2 separate regions of the Homo sapiens genome follow, and region 1 is linked to region 2. A link is an interaction called in ENCODE POLR2A ChIA-PET data of the cell type or tissue named here. Cell type or tissue: Panc1. All regions are shown on one strand. Links, peaks and the distances in the headings refer to the core of each region. The heading gives the core; the rest is flanking DNA.

The links. ChIA-PET counts read pairs that join two places held together with the same protein. Peaks named below come from ENCODE experiments on the same cell type or tissue, not always from the same donor. Only the 100,000 strongest peaks of a DNase experiment are listed, where the experiment ranks them.
Region 1: POLR2A ChIA-PET joins it to region 2 with 6 read pairs; 2 of 35 experiments call an interaction of 5 or more read pairs at or near these places.

The regions. Positions count from the first base shown.
Region 1 is chr3:187,306,864-187,312,251 of GRCh38, reverse strand. No RefSeq gene overlaps it. Among named protein-coding and RNA genes, the nearest start is that of MASP1, 18 kb to the right of the region's middle. In Panc1, for the core only: no CTCF peak of the experiment used is centred there; no DNase peak of the experiment used is centred there.
Region 2 is chr3:187,408,226-187,413,613 of GRCh38, reverse strand. No RefSeq gene overlaps it. Among named protein-coding and RNA genes, the nearest start is that of LINC02041, 36 kb to the left of the region's middle. In Panc1, for the core only: no CTCF peak of the experiment used is centred there; no DNase peak of the experiment used is centred there; H3K4me3 peaks cover 273 bases; H3K27ac peaks cover 3,009 bases.

The DNA.
Region 1 (5,388 bases), core at 172-5,171, 100 kb after region 2:
GAGAGATGGCATGGCCAGAGGAGAGAGAGAGAGATGGCATGGCCCAGGAGAGAGAGAGATGGCATGGTCTGAAAGAGAGAGAGAGAGATGGCATGGCCCAGGAGAGAGATGGCATGGCCTTGGGCATGGGAGATCAGAACAGGTCTCATTCCTCCAAGATAAAGGGTAGAGGGAGAAATTGCTCCAGCTTCTCTAATTTCTCCTTTCCTACCTACAACAAAGCCCTGCCCTCTATAAACCCCACCCCCTCCCCACCCCCACCCCTGCAGCTCCAGAGCCAGGAGGCTGGGACTCAAGTTCAGAGAAGGGAGGATGGGGCTCAGGCTGAAGTGCTGGCTGCAAAAGCAGAGGGAAGGAAAAGAAGGAGTGAGGGAATTTCCCCAAAGTCTAGAACAAACAAGCTGAGAGGGGAGAATTGAGCAAATTTAGTCAATTCCGGTGTGGGGGGAATGTTCCTGGGTAATCTGGGAAACTAGATAAGTTGAAGGTTGCCTGTGATTGTGTTTGTCAACACACAGGTGATCTAGTGGAAAGTTACATGGACGATGAAAAAAAAATGGCTAACATTCAGGAAGCATTCAAGTCAATGGCTGACTCTACACTAAGCAGCTTACATATTATGTCTTCATGAAGTAGGCATTATTCCCCATTCATACATGGTGACTGTATGTCATACCAGTACCTGAGTTACATGGACACCCAAACTGCCTGAGGCCTGGAATCAGACTCTTGCTCTATCCACTAGGTTGCTTTATAACCTCCTGGGCTCTGTCACTGCCTACAAGCTTTACGACTTCCAGCAGATTAACTTTTCTGAGCTTTAGGATTTTTTACCAGTAAAAGAAGTTATGCTAAGTATTCCCCAAAAGATTTTGAGGTTCAGATAAAATAGCAAGTTGAAATGCAGGTTGCTTCATGAGTCTCAAACACCAACCTAATCGCTATTAGTAGTGGCCATGGCCTCTGACATTCACAAGGCCAGCCACTTAGAGAGTGGACATTTAGTTCTCAGCACCACTGGGTTGACATTTTAATTCTGTTTTAAATAAAACCATTACTCACTAATGTAACTAATGTTTTATTGTTGCTAATTCCAGAACCATTACACTATGGAGCCAGAAGTTAAAAAGAATTTAACTGAAGACCAAAACATGCTCAGTAGCAAATGCCTCTTTTATAAATAATTTCTGTTCCCAATTCTAACTTGGAAATTAAACAATACACTCCTGAACAACCAAGGGATCAAAGAAGATATCCAAAAGTATCTTGAGAGTAGTGAAAATGGAAACACACATAACTAAATGTGTGGACTTCAACAAAAGTGGTCCTAAGAGGGAAGTTTATAGTAATAAGTACCAATATTAAGAAAAAACAAAGGTCTCAAATAAACAACCTAACTGTATACCTCAAGGAAGTAGAAAAAAAGAACAAACTGAGCCCAATGTTAACAGAAGGAACTAAAGATTACTTCTGAATACATAAAACAGAGACTAGAAAGACAATATAAAAAATCAACAAAACTAAGAGATCTTTTTAAAAAAGGATAAAATTAACAATTATCTGGGCTATCTAAGAAAAAATAAAGAGAAAACTCAAATAAATAAAATTATAAATGAAAAAGAAGACATTAAAAGTGATACCACAGAAATTCAAAGAATGTATTTTATGTCAACAAATTGGATAATCTGGAATAAGTGGATAAATCCCTAAAAACATACAACCTACCATGAAGGAATAGAAAATCTAAACAGTCCAATAATGAGTAAGGAGACTGAGTGAGTAATGAAAAACTTCCCAATAAAGAAAAGCTCAAGACCAGATGGTTTCATAGGTGAATTCCAACAAACATTTAAAGAGGAACTAAAACCAATCCTACTCAAACTCTTCCAAAAAAAAAAAAAAGATGAAGAGGAGAGAAAACTTCCTAATTCATTTTATGAAGTCAGCATCACCCTCATACAAAAGCCAGACAAGGATAATACAAGAAAGGAAAACTATAGGAAAATATCCCAGATAAACATAAATGGGAAAATGTAATAAAATAAATATAGCAAACTGAATTCAACAGCATATTTAAAAAATCATTAATCGTGATGAAGTGGGATTTACCCCTGGGATGCAATGATGGTTTAACATATGCAAATCAGTAAATATGATATACTACATTAACAAAATTTAGAAGAAAAACTATATGATCATCTCAACGGATGCAGCAAAAGCATTTGACAAAATTCAGCATCCTTTCATGATTAAAAAAGACTCTCAAGAAATTAACTATAAAAGAAATGTAATTCAACACAATGAAGACCATATATAACAAGCCCACAGCTAACATTATACTCAATTGTGAAAAGCTGAAAGCTTTTTCTCTAAGATAAGGAGTAAGACAAGAGTGCCCACTCTGGCCACTTCTATTCAGCACAATACTAGAAATCCTAGCCAGCGCAATTAGAAAAATAAAAATAAGGACATCCCATTCAGAAAGAAAGAAGTTAAATTGTCTCTGTTTACAGAGGTATGACTTTATATACAGAAAGCTCTAAAAACGCCATCAAAACAGTTAAAACTGATAAACAAATTCAGTAAAGTTTCAGAATACAAAGTCAACATACAAAGATCAGTAGCATTCCTATACATTGACAACAAACTAGCCAACCCCTGCCCCCGCCAACAACAACAAAAAAAAACAAAACTGAGAGGCCAGGCACAGTGGCTCATGCTCCCAGCAGTCTGGGAGGTCGAGGCAGGCAGATCACCTAAGCTCAGGAGTTTGAGACCAGCCTGGCCAACATGGTGAAACTTGCCTCTACTTAAAACACAAAAAAAATTAGCCAGACATGGTGGTGGGTGTCTGTAGTCCCAGCTACTTTGGGAGGCTGAGGCAGGAGAATCACTTGAAGCCAGGAGGCAGAGGCTACAGTGAGCCGAGATCGTGCCACTGCACTCCAGCCTGGGTGGCAGAGTGAAACTCCATCTCAAAAAAAAAAAAAAAAAAAAAGAAAGAAAGAAAGAAACAGAAGATTCCATTTACAATCCCATAAAAATATTAAAATACAGTCATATGGTGCTTAATGACACGGATATGTTCTGAGAAATGTCTTAAGTGATTTTGTCATCGTGCAAACATCATGGAGTGTACTTAGACAAACCTTAATAGTACAACCTGCTACACACCTAGGCTATATGGTATAGCCTATTGCCCCTAGGATACAAAACCAAACAGCATGTTACTGTACTGAATACTATAGGCAGTTGTAACACAATGTGTATCTAATAGAAAAGTTAATGTGCTGCACTGCAACGCTAAGGCAGCTAAGACATCACTAGCGATAGGAAATTGTATATGTGGTCCAACATTAATTGAAACATTGTTATACAGCACATGACTTTACTTAAGAATAAATGTAACCAAGGAAGGAAAAGTTCTATACACTAAAAACTACAAGACATTGAGAAAGAAATTGAAGACATAAACAAATAGATGTCTCATGTTCATGGATTGGAAGAATTAATATTGTTAAAATGCCCATGCTAACCAAATTGATCTACAGATTCAATCCAATTCCTATCAAAATTCCAATGGCATTATTCACAGAAATAAAACAAACAATTCTAAAATTCATAGGGCTCCATAAAAGACCACAAATATCCAAAGCAATCTGGAGAAAAAAGAATAAAGCTAGAGGCATCACACTTCCTGACTTCAAACTATATTAAAAGTAAATAATTAAAGCTATAGTGATCAAAACAGCATGGGACTGGCATAAACACAGACACATAGACCAATGAAACTGAATAGAAAAACCAGAAATAAACCCATGCATCTACAGCCAATCTTTGGCAAGGATGGTAAGAGTTCACAATAGGGAAAGCTTAGGCTCTTCAATAAATGGTGTTGAGAAAACTGCACATCCTCATGCAAAAGAATGAAATTGGACACTTATCTTATACCATATATGAAACTTGAAGTGGATTAAAGACAAATGTAAGATCTGAAACTGTAAATCTCCCAAAAGAAAACACAGAGGGAAAGCTCCTTGGCATTGGCCTTGGCAATAATGTTACGGATATGATCGATACCAAAAGCACAGACAACAAAAACAAAAATAAAAAGGTGGGACTACATCAAACTGAAAAGCTTCTGCACAAAAAAGGAAACAATCAACAAAATTAAAAGGCAACCGACAGAGAAGAAGATATTTGTAAATCATGTATCTGATAAGGAGTTGATATTGCAAGATACATATACAAGAAACTCATAAATCTCAATAGAAACAACAACAACAAAATAACGTGATTGAAAAATGGGCAAAGAACCTGAATAAATATTTTCCAAAGAGCACATACAAATGGCCAATATGTATTTTAAAAAGTGCTCAACATCATTAATCTTCAAGAAAATTCAAATCAAAACTGCAGTGAGATATTACCTCACACCTGTTAAAATGGCTTAAAAAATAAGAAGTGTTGATGAGGATGTGGAGAAAAGGGAACTCTTGTACACGGTTGCTGGGAATGTAAATTTATACAGCCATTATTGAAAACGGTATGAAGATTCCTCAAAAAATTAGAGATAGAACTACCATACAATCCAGGCAATCCACTTTGGGGTACATATTCAAAGGAAACAAAATTAGTATCTCAAATATCTGCACCCTCATGTTCATTGCAGCATTATTCACAATAGCAAGATATGGAAACAAGCTAAGTGTCTGTTGATGAATGATACATACACACACACACACACACACACACACACACACACACAAATGGAATATTATTCAGCCTTTACAAAGAAGAAAATTCTGTCATTTGTGACAACATAAATGAACGCAAAGGGCACTGTGTTAAGTGAAATAAGCTGGGCACAGAAAGACAAATACCATGTAATCGCACTAACATTCTACTCTCAAATTCTATGAGTTCAACTTACTTAAAAAGTAAGGGGCTGGTAGGTGGGAGTGGGGATGCACAGGTACTGGTTAAAGGATGCAAAATTTTAGTTAGATAAGAGGAGTAAGTTCAAGAGCTGTATTGTACAACATGGTGACAATAGTTAATAACAATGTTTTGGATTTTTGAAAATTGCTGAGAGTAAATTTTAAGGGTTTTTACCACAGAAAAAGTATGTGAGGTAATAGTATACATGGGCTAATTAGCTTGATTTAGCCATTCTACAATGTATACATATTTCAAAATATCATGTTGTACACCATAGACATATACAATTTTCATCAATTACAAAGTAATTAATTTAAAAAATAAATTAAATTAAATGTTTACACATAAAAAAAAAAATGCCTTATGATTAGCCAGCTTCCCTGAGATGGTTTTTTGTGAATAAGTATTTTTATTTTTAAAATCCTGCTTTTAAAAAAACTATTGTCA
Region 2 (5,388 bases), core at 287-5,286:
AATGTTGGCCTTCCTTGCTAGATTGGGGAAATTCTCCTGGATAATATCCTGCAGAGTGTTTTCCAACTTGGTTCCATTCTCCCCATCACTTTCAGGTACACCAATCAGACATAGATTTGGTCTTTTCACATAGTCCCATATTTCTTGGAGGCTTTGCTCGTTTCTTTTTATTCTTTTTTCTCTAAACTTTCCTTCTCACTTCATTTCATTCATTTCATCTTCCATCGCTGATACCCTTTCTTCCAGTTGATCGCATCGGCTCCTGAGGCTTCTGCATTCTTCACGTAGTTCTCGAGCCTTGGTTTTCAGCTCCATCAGCTCCTTTAAGCACTTCTCTGTTTTGATTATTCTAGTTATACATTCTTCTAAATTTTTTTCAAAGTTTTCAACTTCTTTGCCTTTGGTTTGAATGTCTTCCCGTAGCTCAGAGTAATTTGATCGTCTGAAGCCTTCTTCTCTCAGCTCGTCAAAGTCATTCTCCGTCCAGCTTTGTTCCGTTGCTGGTGAGGAGCTGCGTTCCTTTGGAGGAGGAGAGGCACTCTGCTTTTTAGAGTTTCCAGTTTTTCTGTTCTGTTTTTTCCCCATCTTTGTGGTTTTATCTACTTTTGGTCTTTGATGATGGTGATGTACAGATGGGTTTTTGGTGTGGATGTCCTTTCTGTTTGTTAGTTTTCCTTCTAACAGACAGGACCCTCAGCTGCAGGTCTGTTGGAGTGCCCTGCAGTGTGAGGTGTCAGTGTGCCCCTGCTGGAGGGTGCCTCCCAGTTAGGCTGCTCAGTGGTCAGGGGTCAGGGACCCACTTGAGGAGGCAGTCTGTCCGTTCTCAGATCTCCAGCTGCGAACTGGGAGAACCACTGCTCTCTTCAAAGCTGTCAGACAGGGACATTTAAGTCTGCAGAGGTTACTGCTGTCTTTTTGTTTGTCTGTGCCCTGCCCCCAGAGGTGGAGCCTACAGAGGCAGGCAGGCCTCCTTGAGCTGTGGTGGGCTCCACCCAGTTCGAGCTTCCCGCTGCTTTGTTTACCTAAGCAAGCCTCAGCAATGGCGGGCGCCCCTCCCCCAGCCTCGCTGCCGCCTTGCAGTTTGATCTCAGACTGCTGTGCTAGCAATCAGCGAGACTCCGTGGGCGTAGGACCCTCCGAGCCAGGTGTGGGATATAGTCTCGTGGTGCGCCGTTTCTTAAGCCGGTCTGAAAAGCGCAATATTCGGGTGGGAGTGACCCGATTTTCCAGGTGCCGTCCGTCACCCCTTTCTTTGATTAGGAAAGGGAACTCCCTGACCCCTTGTGCTTCCCGTGTGAGGCAATGCCTCGCCCTGCTTCGGCTCGCGCACGGTGCGCGCACCCACTGACCTGCGCCCACTCTCTGGCACTCCCCAGTGAGATGAACCCGGTACCTCAGATGGAAATGCAGAAATCACCCGTCTTCTGCGTCGCTCAGGCTGGGAGCTGCAGACCGGAGCTGTTCCTATTCGGCCATCTTGGCTCCTCCCCAAATTGGTACTTATTAATCATTGTGAAATTTCCCTCCTTATCTCTGGTGATACTGAAATGTTCTGTATGTACTTTGTTTTATATTAACAGAACCTCTCCAGTTTTCTTATGATTAATATTTCCTTGTTTGTCTTTTTCTATCTTTTAACTTTAACTTATATATTTTATATATTTATATATTATATAATTTATATATTTTATATATTTATATTTAACATATGTCTTTTATATTTAATATGTGTCTTTTGTAAACAGCATATAGTTAGCTATTTCCTTTTTTTTGTAGAGTCAGGGTCTTGCTTTCTTTCTCAGGCTGGTCTCAAAATCCTGGCCTCATGTGATCCTTCTGCCTCAGTCTCCCAAAGTACTGCAATGGCAGATATGAGTCACCCTGCATGGCTGGTGTTTCCTTTTTAATCAAATCTTAAAATCTTTTTTTGACTGGATTTTTTGGTCTATTTATATTTAATGTAATTATTATGTGGAGTATTACTGTGCCAATTTGATATTCACTTTCTAATTTTTGGCTCTGTTCTTCATGATTTTCTCCCTACTTTTCTGCCTGTTTTTGAACCAACTAAATACTTTCTATTATTTTATTTTATCTTTCCTTTTGGTTTATTAGCCATCCCTCTGCTTTATTTCTCAGAGGTAATTTTAGGGTTCATAATACACATCTTTAGCTTATCACTGTCAACCTTCAAATAATATATATTACTTCATATATAAATACTCTTTAACACTCTATCTCCATTTCAGCCCTATCTTTTGTGCTGTTGTTATGTGTTTTACTTGTTCATGTGCTGTGAACCCTATAATACATTATTTTTTCTTTTTAAATAGTTGTCTTTTAAAAACTTTAAGAGTTGAGAAAAAATTTAAATACATACATGTATTTACCATTTCTGGCTCTCTCAGTTTTGTTTTTTGTTTTTTGTGTTTTTTTTTTTTGAGACAGAGTCTTGCTCTGTCGCCCAGGCTGGAGTGCAGTGGCTCAACTCACTACAGCCTCCACTTTGTGGGCTCTAGCAATTCTCCTGCCTCAGCTCCCCAGGTAGCTGGGATTACAGGCACATGCCACCACGCCCAGCTATTTTTTGTATTTTTAGTAGCGATGGGGTTTCACCATGTTGGCCAGGCTGGTCTCGAACTCCTGACTTCAAATGATCTGCCCGTCTCAGCCTCCCAAAGTGCTAGGATTACAGGCATGAGCCACTGCGCCTGGCTCCATTTCTGGCTCTTTTTATTCTTTTATGTAGCTCTCAGCCCAAAGGAAGATGTGCTAGCCGCAAAGTCTCTCAGCTTTTCGTCTATCTGAAAATACTGTATTTTGCCTTCATTTTTACAACATTTTCTTTGGATGTGATTTCTAAGTTGACAGGTTTTCTTGCCACCACATCAGATGTTCCAATTTTCTCTGATTTGAGTAGTTTCTGATAAGAAATCAGTGATAATAGATAATTGAGAACAACTCATAATCAGTTGTTCTCATGTTTGTTTTTGATATGTCTTTTCTTATTCCCTCTGGCTGCTTTTAACATTTTTTTATTATTAATTTTACATATTACTGGTTTACATCAATTGGATTATAACATACTATGGACTAGTTTTCTTTGTGTCTATCTTGCTTGAAGTACACTGAATTTCTTGTAGCCATGGATTTATATTGTTCATGTTATTTAAAAGGTTTCAACCATTATTTCTGTAAATATTTTTCCCCACTTCAACTTCTCTTTTGTCTCCTCCTGGTATTCCAGTTACACACTTACTAGACTCCTTTATATTGTCCCAGAGCTCACAGAGATGCTATTCACTTCCCTCAGCATTTTATTTTTTGTGACATCCTCCCATTTATATAATTTATATTCTTCTATCTTAACCTCTCTTATGGACTGTCTAATCTGCTATTAACCTCTCTTATCGACTGTCTAATCTGCTATTAAACTCATCTCATAATTTTTTCCTTTTAAATATTACATCTTTCAATTCTAGAATTTCCATTTTATTATGCTACATTTCCCTTTATTCAGATTCCCTATTTGTTCTCTCACTATGCTTATGCTATCCTTTAAATTCTTGAATATAATTATAACAGTTGTTTTCAAATTCTTATTTACTAATTTTATCACCTTTCCCATTTCTTTATTTCTATTTTTCTGACTTTTCTATAGTTATGGATCACATATTTATGTTCATTTACATATGTAGTAAATTTGATTGTACAGTTGATATTGTAAAAATTACATTTTTGGAGAATTTTCTCTTCTTTCATAATAGAATTTTGTGTTTTGTTCCATTCGGCATTGAATTTGCTCAAGGATTAACATGTTCCTTTTGAGATTTATTCATAAACTTTTAAAGACTAGAATTATGTCTACCTTAGGGTTCTACTAATTCTATTCCTAAAGTATTGCTTTTCTATAAGTTTTATTGCATATCTGGGATGTTTAGCAAAATGTCTCCACTCTGGCAGATCAGAATGCAATCATCTTCTAGCCCTGTGCAAACTCTGGGGTTTGTTTAGCTCACAGTTCCCCAGTATTTTTTCCCTCTGGTAAATGCTTCTAGCATAGCTTTATGAAATTTTTCTGTGTATATACACAGGCTAATACTCAGCCAAAGACTCAAGGGGCTCCCTATGCAGATTTCTGGAGTTCCTTCTCTACTCAGCTTCCTTTTCCCTCTTATCCTGTTTCCAGAAACTCCAACTGTTTCAGTAGTCTTAAATTCTGGCCTTTATCTTTTTTAGCTCAGTGAGGCAACTGTGATGTTTTGGCTTTTTTTTCACTGCCCTACAGTCCAAAAGTGCCTTCAGGCAGAAAGCCACGGTTATTGTGGGGATTATCTTGTTTGTTTCCCAGCTCTCAGAGAGCACAGTCTTCCACTACCTTTGGTTCAACATCAGAAAACAGTTATATTATTTATCCAGGCTTATGATTGTTTACTACAAGAAGGCTAGTGCACTTCATCATGGCAAGAAACTAAAGTTCTAACAAATATTTAATGTATGACTACTTGGTACAAGTGCTGTGTTCATCTTTGAGCTTTGCAGACAAATGGTACCTCTCAGGCCTCACGTAGTACAGTACCTTGTGGGAAAGACACCCAGATAATTAAATTCAATGATTTCAGAGAAGTTTTAATAGAGGAATGTATTCAGTGACATAGAGATTGAGAGGAGAGACATTTAACTGTCTGAAGAAGTCAGCACAGGATTCCTAGAGGAAATGGAATTTTGCAGGGAATTTTTATTTTGCCAGTTGGAAAATAGAAAGATACCTTAAGCACGTGCACAAAAGAATGAAAGTGACTATGTGTCTCTGGAGGAAGGGGATATAGTAAGATGCACTAGGTCACTATTGTATAGATTACATAAGGGTGGAGAAAAACTGTTAAACCTGAAAAATAAGGTCCAGACCATGCAAGTCCATTAATGTCACGTTATATAGACAATTTTAGCCTGTATGGGAACATAACAGCATAATGATTAAAAGCAAGGTTTCTGTGAGTTCCAGTCCATGACGTTATAGCTGGGACTTTGGGTACATTTATAATAAACTTCATGGACCCTTTTGATTTGTTTTTTTTTAATAGGATAATATTAGGACCTGTCTTCTTATCCTATTGATGGTTACTTTAGCTAACGTCTGTTAAGCACTTAGCCCAGTGTCTGGCATTTAAGTACTCAAAATTGGTAGCTGCATATGTCATTGTTACTATTTGTGCCAAAAAATGTAGCCAGAGTTGGTTTGTGAGATGCTTTGTTTTGTGACTAGGTATGTATTTTCATTCAACCTTGTTGTCTGAATGAGGGATAAATCGCATGTAGGAGAATGATTTAAAGAAGGCTAGAAAAGGCAGAATATGGAATGTGCTGGAAGGTATGCTCAGTAGAGAT